3 separate regions of the Homo sapiens genome follow, and all the other regions are linked to region 1. A link is a contact called in ENCODE Hi-C or POLR2A ChIA-PET data. All regions are on one chromosome and are shown on one strand. Each heading gives the region's core, a stretch centred on a gene start or an enhancer-like site at or near the end of the contact. The rest is flanking DNA. Distances are from core to core; before and after follow the strand shown. Region 1 overlaps CNTRL (centriolin). Region 2 overlaps C5-OT1 (C5 3' UTR overlapping transcript 1). Region 3 holds the start of TRAF1 (TNF receptor associated factor 1).

The links. Hi-C counts contacts between places; a loop is a spot of excess contacts on that map. ChIA-PET counts read pairs that join two places held with the same protein, here RNA polymerase II (POLR2A). Pooled maps may share reads with other maps.
Region 2: a loop to region 1 is called in a pooled map, with 3 times the contacts of the local background. The contact joins two enhancer-like sites. A Hi-C loop is called at or near these places in 1 of 37 single-sample maps with no recorded cell type and 5 of 50 pooled maps. POLR2A ChIA-PET finds 5 or more read pairs at or near these places in 4 of 52 experiments (A549, OCI-LY7, activated CD4-positive, alpha-beta T cell and 1 more).
Region 3: a loop to region 1 is called in a pooled map, with 2.7 times the contacts of the local background. The contact joins the promoter of TRAF1 here to the enhancer-like site in region 1. A Hi-C loop is called at or near these places in 1 of 37 single-sample maps with no recorded cell type and 5 of 50 pooled maps. POLR2A ChIA-PET finds 5 or more read pairs at or near these places in 3 of 52 experiments (OCI-LY7, activated CD4-positive, alpha-beta T cell and activated naive CD4-positive, alpha-beta T cell).

The regions. Positions count from the first base shown.
Region 1 is chr9:121,153,593-121,158,582 of GRCh38, forward strand. CNTRL (centriolin) reads left to right here. Exons shown (of 44, transcript NM_007018.6): 27 at 1,129-1,321; 28 at 3,878-4,008; 29 at 4,148-4,288; 30 at 4,391-4,517. Among named protein-coding and RNA genes, the nearest start is that of RAB14, 46 kb to the right of the region's middle. Within about 2 kb of position 3,024, at least 7 of the 41 ENCODE cell types and tissues checked have a DNase peak (open chromatin) inside an H3K27ac peak, as active enhancers do; they include OCI-LY7, where a contact is called at or near this core.
Region 2 is chr9:120,941,569-120,946,233 of GRCh38, forward strand. It overlaps C5-OT1 (C5 3' UTR overlapping transcript 1), which reads right to left. Exons shown (of 2, transcript NR_148450.1): 2 at 684-1,941. Among named protein-coding and RNA genes, the nearest start is that of C5-OT1, 8.9 kb to the right of the region's middle. RefSeq lists an enhancer at 3,278-3,327. Within about 2 kb of position 3,008, at least 3 of the 41 ENCODE cell types and tissues checked have a DNase peak (open chromatin) inside an H3K27ac peak, as active enhancers do; they include OCI-LY7, where a contact is called at or near this core.
Region 3 is chr9:120,923,912-120,928,292 of GRCh38, forward strand. It overlaps TRAF1 (TNF receptor associated factor 1), which reads right to left and starts at 2,885. Exons shown (of 8, transcript NM_005658.5): 1 at 2,639-2,885; 2 at 2,025-2,390. The coding sequence starts at 2,164. RefSeq lists enhancers at 1,514-2,037, 1,634-1,703, 2,164-2,503, 2,844-3,163.

The DNA of each region.
Region 1 (4,990 bases), core at 1,774-4,273:
GAGCTCCTTGAAGGCAGTAGCTGGACCTCCATCTCTGTGTCCCAGCACCTGTCATAGGGTCACTTAGTGAATGCAGCATCTGTTGATTGGGTTAATTATGCAAAAGCCTATCTTTTGCAGTAGTCCATGAATTATGACAGTTCCCCAGTTTTTGTCATTTAACCCAGACTGGCCCAGACCCCAGGGTGGTAGGGAGGCCTGCAGAGGACACAAGTAAGTAAGACGTGGTCACTGCCATCTAGCAGCAGACATCTGACTAATAGTCCTGGCAAGTGAAAGCAAGGGCCACACCTAAAAGATAGGGGCTAGATGTTTGAAGGTTAGGCAGATGGTTATGTCTGTTATTTTTGTGGGTATACACATTGGGGAATGGAATTTTTTTACTTTGAGGTATTTTGGAGGGAGATGATAGGGTGGTAGGATTGCCACTTCTTTTCATAGTTATAAAAGTGTAATAAATACTATTCTAGGAAGTTTGGATAACACAAAAATGTCCCAAGAAGAAAGTAAAAATCATATGTATGCCTTCATTTAAAGATAATCTGTTAAATGTTGAATTTATTTTCATATTTTTCTGTCATGCAGTCATACATAGCTAATCTAATTTTCAAATAATTTCATCATGTTAGCCTTAAGATATTGAATTGTGTGTCACAGTTTTTGATGTGTCAAATGTTGTCACCAGAGTTTTACTTCAGCCGAATGGAATAAATCACAAAATCAGGTAGTCTTCAAGGGCAGCCTATGAACTGCCCTTGAAGGATAGTTTTGAGGGAATGGATGAATATTGTGGTAGTGGTTTGCTTTATTTTTATACCTCAAAAGAATAGAAGTATCAACATTTTCTTGGTCAAGTGCTGACAACACAATAATCTTTGTTGTTATATTTAAAAGGGCAAACAATTCCATGTCATGCATTTTACATATTATGCATTTATTGCCAATAGGAATTCCATGTTTAATAAGATGGTAAACCTAGACCTTGAACAAAATCAAATGTAGCAGTCTTTCTTACCTATTCTCATATAAAATTAGAAAATCATTGTAGATCTTTTTAGTAGTTAGGCTACAAGTATCTGTATTGTCTACATTTAACATTTTTTAATGGGTGTATATATTATTTTTTAGGGACTTCATTGATGGAAATGTTGAGAGTCTTATGACTGAACTAGAAATAGAAAAATCACTCAAACATCATGAAGATATTGTAGATGAAATTGAGTGCATTGAGAAGACTCTTCTGAAACGTCGCTCAGAGCTCAGGGAAGCTGACCGACTCCTGGCAGAGGCTGAGAGTGAACTTTCATGCACTAAAGAAAAGGTTTGTCTTCTTGTGGTTTGGGGTGTGAGCTCAGTGTGGGTGAGTCAGCTTACTGTCCACCTGAAGGATTAGAAAGAGAATGTGTGTGATAAGAGGACAGTTGTCCAAGTCAGACAGCCAGGTTCCAGGCTGGACTCTGCTAGTTAAGAAGATGTGAGAATTTATGCAAGTCATATAAGTCCCCTGGCTTTGCTTTTCTTATCTATAAATTCAGGCTAAGAATACGTAGGCTTTTCGGCATGGATTAAATAAAACAGCGTATTTAAAATTCCTGAAGTTACTTAGTTCCTAGCACACCCCACGTCCTTATCCTGTGTGTATCTTTTATATTTAATTATTTGGGTTCTGCTACCTGTGTTTTTTTAAATAGGTCAATCTTTATATTCTTATTAAGCTACAATGGACCTCACAAGTATTACTTTGGTCTTCAGGTTGATAATGATACAAAATATTTTTTGGTCAGAGATAATTTTCTTTTTTTTGTTTGAGATGGTGTCTCGCTCTGTCACCCAGGCTGGAGTGGAGTGGCGCAATCTTGGCTCACTGCAACCTCCGCCTCCCGGGTTCAAGCGATTCTCCTGCCTCAGCCTCCTGAGTAGAGACGGGGTTTCACCATGTTGGTCAGGCTGGTTTTGAACTCCTAACCTTGTGATCCTGCCTCAGCTTCCCAAAGTTCTGGGATTACAGGCGTGAGCCACTGCGCCTGGCCCGATAATATTCTTTAGACCACAACACAGAGGGAAGTTGGGGAGAAAAAGGAGTTACCTTTTATTGAGCCACTGCTGTGGCTACACATGGCCATTTTGTAAATGTTTCATTTAACCTTCCTGGCAGCCCTGTGTAGATGATGTTAGCTTGGTTTACTGATGTAGCTCAGAGAGGCTCATTACTGGCCCAGAGTCACATAGCCAAGGGCTCTTTTAGTTAGATGAGAATTCCAGGATGAAAAGAGTTCCTTACCCACATGAAACACCTCAGGAACTATTATTTGTATTTTGCTATTTCAACATGAATCTATTTAAATTAAAAGCAGTCTATTACCTAGGAACTAAATTATTTATTAAAGAAATTCTGTGAGTAATTAAGAATGGAAAAAGTCCTTTTCAGATGAGCTGTTCCTTCTGTTGTCATATGTTGGATTACTGTGAGAGAAAATAGATGTGAGCAGAACTAGAGGAAAAAAAATCACTGGTATAATAATATATAATAAGATATTTTGATAATATATCAAAATATCACTGGTATATTTTGATTATAAATTTTGGTATATTTTGGTTATATATTAATATATATAGGTATAGATATATAAAATCATCAAAAGAAAATTGATGGCAGTGGTAGTAGGCAGAGGTAGTAAGTCAACCAAGGCTGGTAAGTTCTTTCACCTTCATCCTCCCAAAATGACTCAGGGAGGCAGCTTGGTAAGAAGGAGGAGGAGAGAGAAAGTAGTGGTGTTTTGGAAGGAGTGTGCCAGACATGTTAAAACCTGACATAGAAGGAGACAAAAAACTATTTGGTGGCTTTTCTGGAATGCATAGCCAGTTTTATCCAGTGCTTTGCTGGTGAAACTGACAGAAACAAGCTATCTGAAATGGAAAGACGTATGGTAAAATATGTAGCTCTCTGGGAGCTTGCCAACCCTTTTGCATCCACACAGATATTTAATAGGCAAATTTAACATACGGACTCCTCTGGCTTTAGTACAATGGCAGACTTCAGTTTTTTTTGGCTGAAGGTGAGTCACTGCTCAACCAAGTGCAAACCACACTCTATTTATTTTTGGAACTTTTGATGTCATTGTTTTAAGCATCTTATGTTAGGCAGAAAAAGAAACCAAGTTGATTAAAACAAATGTGTTTTTACCAAATCTTATATAGGAAGATTTTAAACATTTGCAAAGTATTTAATGTTTGTGTTTGTCAGCCGTAATTACATTATCACCAGATCAATGCATTTTTACTTCGCTTGATAATAACTATAGAGTGCAGCAAGAATTTCTGTGTGGAGGAAATCTTGGTAAAATCACTTCCTTCCCACTTAGTTGGGTAGATAGTTTTAATATTTAAAATGATATAATAGTATTACAGATTATTTTGAAATAAAAAGCATCTTTAGTTCCACTACTTTCAAATGACTGTATTTATTTTTATATAGTCTTTCTGTCTTTGTTGACACATGTAGTTTTACACAGTTGCTCTCACAGTGCTTATACCATTTTAAATTTATTTTTCTCAGCCAACATAATATTAACATTCTTCCGTGTTGCTACATTGTCATCTGATCATTTGAAAGGCTACACAGTATTCCACTTTGTTAATGCATTATCACTTAGCCTATTATTATTTGTCAGGTCTTATATTATTATACATTGAGCATTTTTATATAGTAGTTCTTTGCTTCTGAATTATTTACCGAGAATTAGAGTTACAGTGAATGGACATTTTTATGTCTTTCTGTACCATCTTGTTTTCCAAAAGAGCTGTACTGGTTTACATGGCCAGTAGCTGTGAGTGAGTATTGTAACTGAATGGCTTTTAATGACAGTTTCTTTTCTAGACAAAAAATGCTGTTGAAAAGTTCACTGATGCCAAGAGAAGTTTATTGCAAACTGAGTCAGATGCTGAGGAATTAGAAAGGAGAGCTCAGGAAACTGCTGTTAACCTCGTCAAAGCTGATCAGCAGCTAAGGTAGGTGGATTCCCTAAGCCGTTGATGTATACATTGAGATGAATGAAAAGTTTGCTTCTAAGGGGATAATAATTGGTTTATGATAAATAATGCATGGTAAGTCTACAGGACCTGGGGGGAATAAAGCAATGTGCTTTAGATCGCTCCAGGCTGATGCAAAGGATTTGGAGCAGCACAAAATCAAGCAAGAAGAAATCTTGAAAGAAATAAACAAAATTGTAGCAGCAAAAGACTCAGACTTCCAATGTTTAAGCAAGAAGAAGGAAAAACTGACAGAAGAGTAAGTAAGGCCTCTGTAGGGCTACAAGGGGTTTGTGCTGGAAGACAGCTCTGGGGTTCCGAGTCCCTTAGGATCTGCTCTAGTGTTGCTGGTGCTTTGTAGGCTTCAGAAACTACAGAAAGACATAGAGATGGCAGAACGCAATGAGGATCACCACCTGCAGGTCCTTAAAGAATCTGAGGTGCTTCTTCAGGCCAAAAGAGCCGAGCTGGAAAAGCTGAAAAGCCAGGTATGGCAATAGACACCTTGAAAAAACAACTGACACAGCACTTTATGATTATAAAAGTAATACATGTTTAATTGTAGAAAAGAATAAATGCGGCTATGTATTATAGTTGTTAAGCATGAAGTCTGAACTAAATTTGAATCCCAACTCAATACAATACTTCTGAATAAAAAAAGTGGGTCTCAAAACATGGTATACTCTATGAGATCATTTCTGTTAAATGCCTTTATCAACACTTATGGTTGTATTTTTAGTCAATACCAAAGTACAAAAGTGGTCATCTGATAAGGGGGGATTTTGAGTATTTTCTGTTGTCTTCCTTTTGCATATCTGCATGGTCTTCTTTTTTTTTTGTAAACAAATACGTATTGTCTTTAAAATTGCAACGAATTTTTAATTTTAAAAATGAATACATTTTAAAAATCTCTGACTAACTTCCATCACCAAGGATGTCAAAATGGAATTAGGGTATAAAA
Region 2 (4,665 bases), core at 1,758-4,257, 210 kb before region 1:
CCATCACTTGCTTTCTTCGATCCAGCCACGTCAGCCTTCTCGCTGTTCCCTGGACCCCTGGGTCTTTACACGCACCAGCCTGGACCTTCATGTGGTTGTTCCTTCTTGTCAAGAAAATCTCAGCTTAAATGCCACCTTATTTAGTGATATTTGATAGACCTTCCCTAACCATGCAATCTAGAGCAGCCACTGAGTCATTCTATATCATAGAACTTTTAAAAAATTCTCTGCAGAGGCCAGGCGCGATGGCTGACACCTGTAATCCCATCACTTTGGGAAGCCGAGGCAGGCAGATCACTTGAGTTGAGAGTTTGAGACCAGCCTGGGCAACATGGTGAAACCCTGTCTCTACTAAAAGAAGAAAAATTAGCTGGGCATGGTGGTGCGCACCTGTAGTCCCAGCTACTCAGGTGGCCGAGGCAGGAGAATTACTTGAACCTGGGAGGCGGAGATTGCAGTAAGTCAAGATCATACCACTGCACTCCAGCCTGGGCAACAGAGTGAGACTCTACCTCAAAAAGAAAAAAAAAAATTCCTCTGCAGAGAATTTAGTAAATATATTATTTTCCCTCTTTAAGTGGGTATTTATTGTCTTTTTCCTCAATTATAACATAATCTCCAGGAGAGCAGGGACTTTGTTTATCTTGATTACACCATCTAGAACTGTGCCTGGCATGCAGGAGGCACTCAATAAATATTTATTAAATGAATAATCTTCCACAGAAGATCTTTGTGTACCAACTATTTTTTTTTCCTTTTGGGAATTTATATAAATCATTCAACAGGAGAAGGATTACTGGATCAAGAAATATAAACATATTTTGGCTCCTGAAATGCATTGTCGAATTGCTTTGCAGACAGATAAGATCAGTTTTCATTTGTTGGGCAAATTTTCAAATCCCAAGTGCCAAGACAGTGATTTCTGGTATGTGGGAGAGGGGGGAGGGGAAGGGAGAAAGGAAGGAGGGAGGTGGCGGAGGGCAGGCATAGGCCGAATCAGAGCTGCTGTCCCTGGTGGGTCAATGGAACTAGAAGCAGCAGCAGTAGTAATCAACCAAGCAGGCCCACCCTCCACAGCGTCTCAAAGGCCCACGCAGGGCAGGAAAGATCTGCTGTATGAACTTGGGTCTGGCCACAGGAGCCAGAGTGAGCAGAAAAGCTGACAGGAGCACCTGCTCTTCGGCTTGCTGTTGAAATCCTGAAGGCTGGGTCAGGGGCCAATGAGCAAGTGGGAGTGAGGACACAAAGTGAGGCTTGGATCTGGTACTGAAGGCTCCTTTGCAGAGGCTGTTTCTGGGTTGCAGCTACTCTGCTTAGGACACGGGATCTGGAACATTAAGTTACACAAGGACCTCTGTCCATAAACCTCCAGGAACACAGAGGCCTCTTCACGTAGTTCTGCTGCTGCCAGGCCCATTCAGCAGCATGCTGGCCCTGTATTCCTTTGCTTCCTGCTCCGCCACTAGAGCAATGGCATAATTTTTAAAAAGTGAAATAACATGAATAACATTTGCTAGGAACATTACAAAAAAGGTGAAGTTAAAAAAAAGAATCCCTAAGAACTAATACATAGAAGCTGAGAATAAATTAATCAGACTAAGGTACCAGTTGAGTAATCCTTATCCAAAATGCTTGGAACCAGAAGTGTTTCAGATTTCAGATTTTTTTCAGATTTTGGAATATTTGCATATACATACAATAAGATATCTTGGGGATGGGACCATGTCTAAATACAAAATTCATTTATGTTTCATGTATACCTTATATACATCCCCTAAAGGTAATTTTATACAATGTTTTAAACAATGTTTTACATGAAACAAAGTTTGTGTTAAGTACTTATGTGTGGAATTTTTCATTTGTGGTGTCATGTTGGTACTCAAAAAGTTTCAAATTTTGAAGCATTTCAGATTTTGGATTTTCAGATTTGGGATGCTCAACCTGTAATTATAAAATTATGGTAATTAGAAGAAAAAAAGAAAAATTATTAAAACCGTACAAAAGTTAACAGGATGACCCATCCCAGACCTATAGAATGAGAACCTGCACTTTCACAAGCTCTTAAACAACACTTCTGAAACTTTAACATGCCTATAATATTCCTGGATTTTTTTTTTTTTTTTTTTTGAGATGGAGTCTCACTCTGTCACCCAGGCTGGAGTGCAGAGGCGCAATCTCGGCTCACTGCAAGCTTCACCTCCCGGGTTCACGCCATTCTCCTGCCTCAGCCTCCCGAGTAGCTGGGACTATAGGCACCCGCCACCACGCCCGGCTATTTTTTTGTATTTTTAGTAGAGACGTGGTTTCACCGAGTTAGCAAGAATGGACTCGATCTCCTGACCTCGTGATCCACCTGCCTCGGCCTCCCAAAGTGCTGGGATTACAGGCGTGAGCCACCACGCCAGGCCTGGATATCTTATTAAAATATAGATCTCCGAGCTCTGCTCCCAAGATTTTCTGTTTCAGTAGGTCTGGGGTGGGGTCTGGGAATTTGCATTCCTGACAAACTCCCAGGCGGCCAGGGACCACACTTTGTATAGCATTGTTCTAAGGCTGACAGTCCTGAGGACCAAAAGAGGAAGGCAAATGGGAAAATTCGAGGCACTGGAGGAGGTTGTTTTTTAAGATAGTGGTCTTTTCCCAATTTTTAAAAAAGCACACCAGGCAGTCTCTGTCTATGGTATCTTAGCACAAAGATGCTTTTTGTTTTTAATGCTATGTTTATATTTGTGCAAGATTCTACATTTTAAAATTTCTCTCACTTGTTGGATCTTATTTCATCCTTGCAACAAATCTGTAAATTGGGTTGGGGGAAATTCTTTCATTATTTTTAAAAGATAGAACTGAGGCCTAGAGAGTTAAGACAGCTGGAAATCACACTCCAGCTGACTGCCACAGATTGTGGGCTCCTGAGTTGGCACTAAGGTGTTTTTCCTAATCATTATAACCCATTAGGGCTGATAATGTTACTTCCGCTTTCTAGATGGGCAAATTGAGACTTGATGAGGTTCAGGAACTCTCCCAAGGCCACAAGTCAGGGCAGCTCCTCTGTTTCATGGTTCAATGTCTTACTTCTTCACTGTATCACTTCCCCATACTAACTCCTCCTTTCTCTCTCTGTCTGTCAGTCACACACACACAACATAGCCAAATCAGTGAGCCATTTTAATTTCGACACCCAGCATTTATTTAATGAACAGACCACAGTTTGGCCTTTCGCCTTTAGAGGTGAAAGGAGGAGGCAAGAAGAGGATGAATGACGACCAGCCTTGCCCCAAGGCCCTAACAGACTCAGGAAACCTTTCTGCCTTCTCCTCCAACTCTAAGCATATCTCCTTTCCCTTCCTCTTCCTTTGCCCTCAGAGAATTACAGTCTAGTCCTGGCTCTAATTTCCTAAAGGTTCTTTATTTGGAAAATATATTATTAAGCCAAACAATCCTTTCCTTAACTCCAATTTCTCTTGTCTCATTCAGTTTCAACCCCCCTCCCACCGACCACCCTTCCAACACCAACACACACACACACACACACACACACACCCCTCCAGCCTAACAACAACAACACCAAAACCCTCTGATTGCTCCCAACTCATCTGTTAGACATGTTAGCCCTGGCCCTCACCACCAGGCTCGGGTCTCTGCTTGCCCCTGCAGGCAATGTTTCTATTAGGCCCTGAGGAGACACCAGGCTGCATATAGGAAGGCAGAGGAGCCTGGTGCTGCGGGTTCTAGCCCCAGCTCTGTTGTGGAACCCTCTTGGTGAGTCCTGGCTCCTCCCTGGGCCTGCTTCCTGGTCTGTGAAATGGGGAGGCATTGATGAGATGATCTCTAGAGGATCTTTAAATGTCAATATTTTATGAATCTAAGTAGGATGTTCACAGGTAAAAAATTATTGAATTTACCACCTCTAGTGTGCCAGAGAGGTATTATTACCCAGCCACAAGTTACTTTTATTGTGCCAGGCACTGTGCTAATCATTTTATGTGCATTATCTGTATTATCTCATTTGAGCCTTGCAGAAATCCTCTGACTTGGGTATTATTAGTACTTCTGTTTTTCAGATGTGAAAACTTCACCTTTTTATTAAAGCAGTCAAGTAGATGTTTTCTTGACTATTAAAAGTCTCTCAGCACTGAAGGGACATTAAGCCCCCTACCTTGAATTGCCCAGAAACATCCCTGGAAGGTGGCAGCTAGACTCTGCTCAGATGGCCCCAGCAATAAGGAACTTGGACCTGACTCTACTTTTGAATGGCTATGGCTATAAGAAAATGCTTCTTCACAGGGAGCCAAAACTGGTGTCTCTGTAACTCCTGCTCATCTCAGTGGTGGGAAGAATGCGGTGTTCAGAGGCCTCACTTGGGCTTCTGTCCTGGCCTTTCCATTTATCAGCACCATAATCCTAGACAAGCTGCTCCTCTGGACCTCCATGTTCACAGGCAAAAAATGAAGGAATCGGATGAGATGAGCTCTAGGTCCTTTCTGGTGTGGGCATTTTAGATTTGTATAATTCATGACTGTGCATGTAACATACACATATCTGACTATAATGATGGAAACAGAGAAGGAGTGGAATTTTGGTGGCGGGGGGCCTCTGTCAGGTATGAGGCTGTGAGCATGGTGTGTGTATGTGCATGTTTCTGGGACAGGGGTCTGTGAAAGAGAA
Region 3 (4,381 bases), core at 1,635-4,134, 230 kb before region 1:
CCCAGAGCCACAGTTCCTAAATCGCAAAACTGCCGAGTATCCCACATTTTTTGGTAGTTTGCAGTGAGCTTCCTGGGCTGCCAAACCTGCCGTGACTGCACTGACCGGAAGCTATTATAGCCCTTACTTGCCCCACTTAGTGTGAATATATACATGTTTCATTGCAGAAACATTAATGTGCTTGATTACAGGGCACTGCCGCATTCCCTGCCACAATTACATGATGCCCTGATTTGCTTTTCTAAAAAAAATTCTGAATTACAAAACACATCTGATCTCAGGGGTTTAGGCAAAAGATTGCTGACATGTGACTATATTTGCTCTTCTCATTTGGTCCTCCATTTGGTTTTGGTCTTATATGTTTAGTAATTACAGAGGATCATGGCCTATTAGAACAAGAAAGGGCCTCAGAGAACATCTGTCCTAGAGGTTCTTAATCAGGAATGGGTGTCAGATTCTAATGGGTAACACCTGGGTACCCGTGGGTTTTTTGTCTGTTTTTTGGGGGTTTTTCTTTTTTTGAGACAGGGTCTTACTCTGTAGCCCAGGCTGGAGTGCAGTGGTGCGATCTCAGCTCACTGCAACCTCTGCCTCCCAGGTTCAAGTGATTCTCATGCCTTAGCCTCCCAAGTAGCTGGGATTACAGGTGCACACCACCACACCCAGCTAATTCTTGTATTTTTAGTAGAGATGAGGTTTCACCTTGTTGGCCAGGCTGGTCTCAAACTCCTGACCTCAAGTGATCCTCCTGCCTCGGCCTGCCAAAGTGCTGGGATTACAGGCATGAGCCACTGCGCCTGGCCAGCAACTGTGTTTTTACAAAGCTCCTGGTGTCTCTGACCTGCTACCGCTACCGAGATAGTCTATTTTACAAGTGAGGGAATGAGGCCCCAGAGGGCATGTGGATTGGTCAAGGTAGAGTGAGTCAGGAGCAGAGCTGAGTAGAAGCTCTTCAGGACTTAGGCCTCAGGCCTCAGCCCTCCAACTTCCAATCAGCTCCCTCCTCTGCCAGGTTTTGGAAGGAGGGAGAGGGGAAACCAGGAGACCCACTACCAGAGCCTGAGCTGAACCCTGACAATCCGCTTGATGGTAAAACCAGTGAACCTCTGCTCCTCCACCTCCTGGCTGGCCTTTCCACGGCCACAGCCTCTCCTCGCTATTCTCACAGCCTCCTCCTTTGTCGTCATGTTTGAACTTCTCACTTGCCTGATTCAGCTTTGCCACCTTCTTAAGCTGTAAAACCGCAAACAAAAGGTCATCACATGAGATAGTTTAAGGGCATATTTGCCAGGAAACTGACCAAAGCTGACCTAATCTGTTAGGCCTCAGTGTTCTCATTTGTAAAATAGGATCATAATAGTATCCACCCCTCTAAGTTGTGCTGAGGACCCAAGGGCAGAGCATTTGGCACACAGTAGGTGCATAATTGCTTAAAGAGGGATGTCCACAATAGTACTGATATCATGCCTTTCTGGGTTGTTAATATTTTAAGTATCATTAAATACACAAATATATATCGATCTCTTTGTCCCCTCCAAAAGGGTTCCCAGCAAACGGTCTGAGGTGATGAGCAATGCTGTGGAAGGAGAGATATTCGTCTAACAGTTTGTCATTCACCAAGAGGTTTATATTTGTTATTATAAGGACTTTTGTGATTATTATTCATTGGGCTTCATTAACAATTCTATGACACAGAAAACAGCTTTACAGACAAGCGAGCTGCGGCTTAGGGACATTAGCAGAGCACCAGACCACACAGTGAGACAGTGGCCTCACAGCCTCGAGGCTCTCCTCGGTGTGGATGGCTTTCCCCTGTGGGAGCTGATGCCTTTCTGTGGCTTCCTCTCCTTCCACCACAGCCAGAGGGGCAGTGTCAGGGAGTGTGAGAAAAGGGTGTGGAAACTGAGGCCCAGAGAAGAAAAGTCACCGCCTGAAGTCACAGGCTCCTCTGCCCCTCACCTCCCATCAGGGGTCCCTCCCTGGCACCCACTTTCTGCCCACCCTCCGCTCCTCCATCACCTCACCTCGGGTTCTCAGAGAGACAGCCTGCACAGCAGAGAGCCCTGGGCTCCTTTGGGTCCTGGCAGACGGTGGGAGGGCACCCAAAGGGAAACTCATTCTCATCAGGGGCCGGGCGAGGACTGCTGCCTGAGCTGGAGGCCATCTCAGGGTTCCAGGCTGGCCAGAGGGCCTGTTTAAGTTGCTCCAGGGCAGGGGACCAGCCTTGTGGAGTCCTGGCCTGGGCCTCACTCTCTGGTGAGTAGGAGCTCTGATGACTTTATCTTCTTCTCTCTGGCTTGTGTGGTTCAACGTCACAGCTGAGTCACAGCAGGGATGGAGCAGGAATTACCCTTTGTGGCGATAAAAATCCCCTGGATGGTGACTGAAGGCTTTAGGAGTGTCCAGTCATTTTTTTTTTTTTTTAGAGTGAGAAAAAGCAAGAGAGCAAGTCAGAGAAAATGACCCGTGTCACAGACTCTCAGAAAGCACAGTGAGAGTTCCCCTGGTTGAGAATCGCAGGCTGCCGCTGGCTTCCCCCACTTCCCTGGGCACATCGGAGGAGGGGGCCACAGCTGGTCCCTGGTCTGTGTTCCCTGGCACCTCTGAGCAGCCTGGAATTCTCAGTGGGGGTGCTCACCTTCCTGGTGGAAATCCCCAGGGTGTTGGAGACAGGTCCAAAATTTCAAGTTCTAGGCGCTTTTGCTCTGCTCTGTTTGGAGTGTCTGGGTGACCTCAAGGAGAAGTCACTTCCTCACAGTGGGTTCTGATGACTCCATCTGTAAAAAAGAAGTTGCAACAGGTGGCCTCTGGGCTGTAAGATTCTGGGACCCTATCTTGCCTGGGACTGAGGCAACCAGAAGGAGCAGGAAAGCCCTGATGAAATCCAAGGCCTAGGACCACAGACTCCTCAGGGCCCTCCCCACACCACCCCACTCAGGAAGTCATAGGTGGCTACATGCTCCGGTCAGGTGCCACCACTTTACTGCCTCAAGGAGAACAAAGCGCTAAACAAATGCAAGATCACAGCAGCTGGTCTCAGCATCCAAGTGGGATGTAGATCCACATTTGCAGGAAAAGTGCACTGGGGAAACGATGGCTCCCAGAATGTGTACTGTGTGCTGGGCAACAGTTTCCCTCCAAATCCTTACAGCAACCTGCAAGGAATTCTTCTGCAGCTGTATATAGGGTCAGAGAAGCAAGATGCCTGGTCCAAAGGCACACAGCCTCTGGTAGTGGAGTGGGATTCACACCAGGGCTGTGGGGCCCCAAGCTCTGTGTGCTTGGGATGGAGATCAGAGTACCCAGCTCTTGTCTCATCTATCAAATGGAGAAGACAATCCCTACACATCTTTCCATCCTGCTTGGCTGCTACAGAGGTTTTGCAAACTTTCACAGTGGTTTCAGATCATGGGTTTTGAGGTCAGACAGAGCTGAGTTGAAATCCTGGGTCCACTGCTTACTAACTGTGGGCCCTGGGACAAAGTCCTTAACTTCCCTGAAACTCAGATTCTGCATCTGTAAAATGGGACAATAATACCTATTTCACCCATTTGTTGTGATGACTAAATGAGATAGTGGGTCAAAGTGTGGTGTGTAACCCAAGTGAAGTACTTGAATGACATTTGGCTCAGATGGTGACTACAGGCCTTCCAGCTCCTCAGAGAAAAGGATTAAAGTGGTGCATTATGCTTATACTGTGCTTTCACGTCTATCTACTGGAGCCTCAACAGGTGGGCAGGGCAGGTCATCTGGCCTGAGATACATTAAACTGCCCACCTGCCCTGGTGTAACACCAGGGCTGCCACAGGCTGGTGGCAAAGACAGCACGGCATCTTACCGCCACAATGTACATCAGGACCTCCACCCCCATAACAAACGACCTCCAGGCCTGCATCAAGACTATCAGAAGACACTCCCTTTTAACTGTGTACCCCATACCTGCAAGCTTTCCTGCAGCCAGCCCTACCTGTTCCCTCCTTCCCCTGGTTTGGGATAAAACAGGCACCCAAGACTTCTCTCCCCATCTGTGGGTCCCTTCTCTCCCCTCCGGCCTCAATACCACCCTCTCTACCTGCTCATTCCCACGGACATCAAAACGTGCGCAACCTGCTCTAATAAGAAAAGGGAAAAATAGTACTACTTTTGGGTACCGTCTTACGTAATTTTACAGACATCATCTCATCTAATTTTCACTCTGTGAAGCAGGTATTGCCATCATCATCCCCACCTTACAGATGAGAAAACTGAGGCACAGAGAGGCTAAGCGACTTGTTCAAGGTCTCACAGCTAGTGAGTGGGGACCCCTGAACCCAGAGCCAGTCCTGTAACCACGCACGCTTTTAAAACACTCTTTATTCTCGTCTCCAATTTCTACATCTAC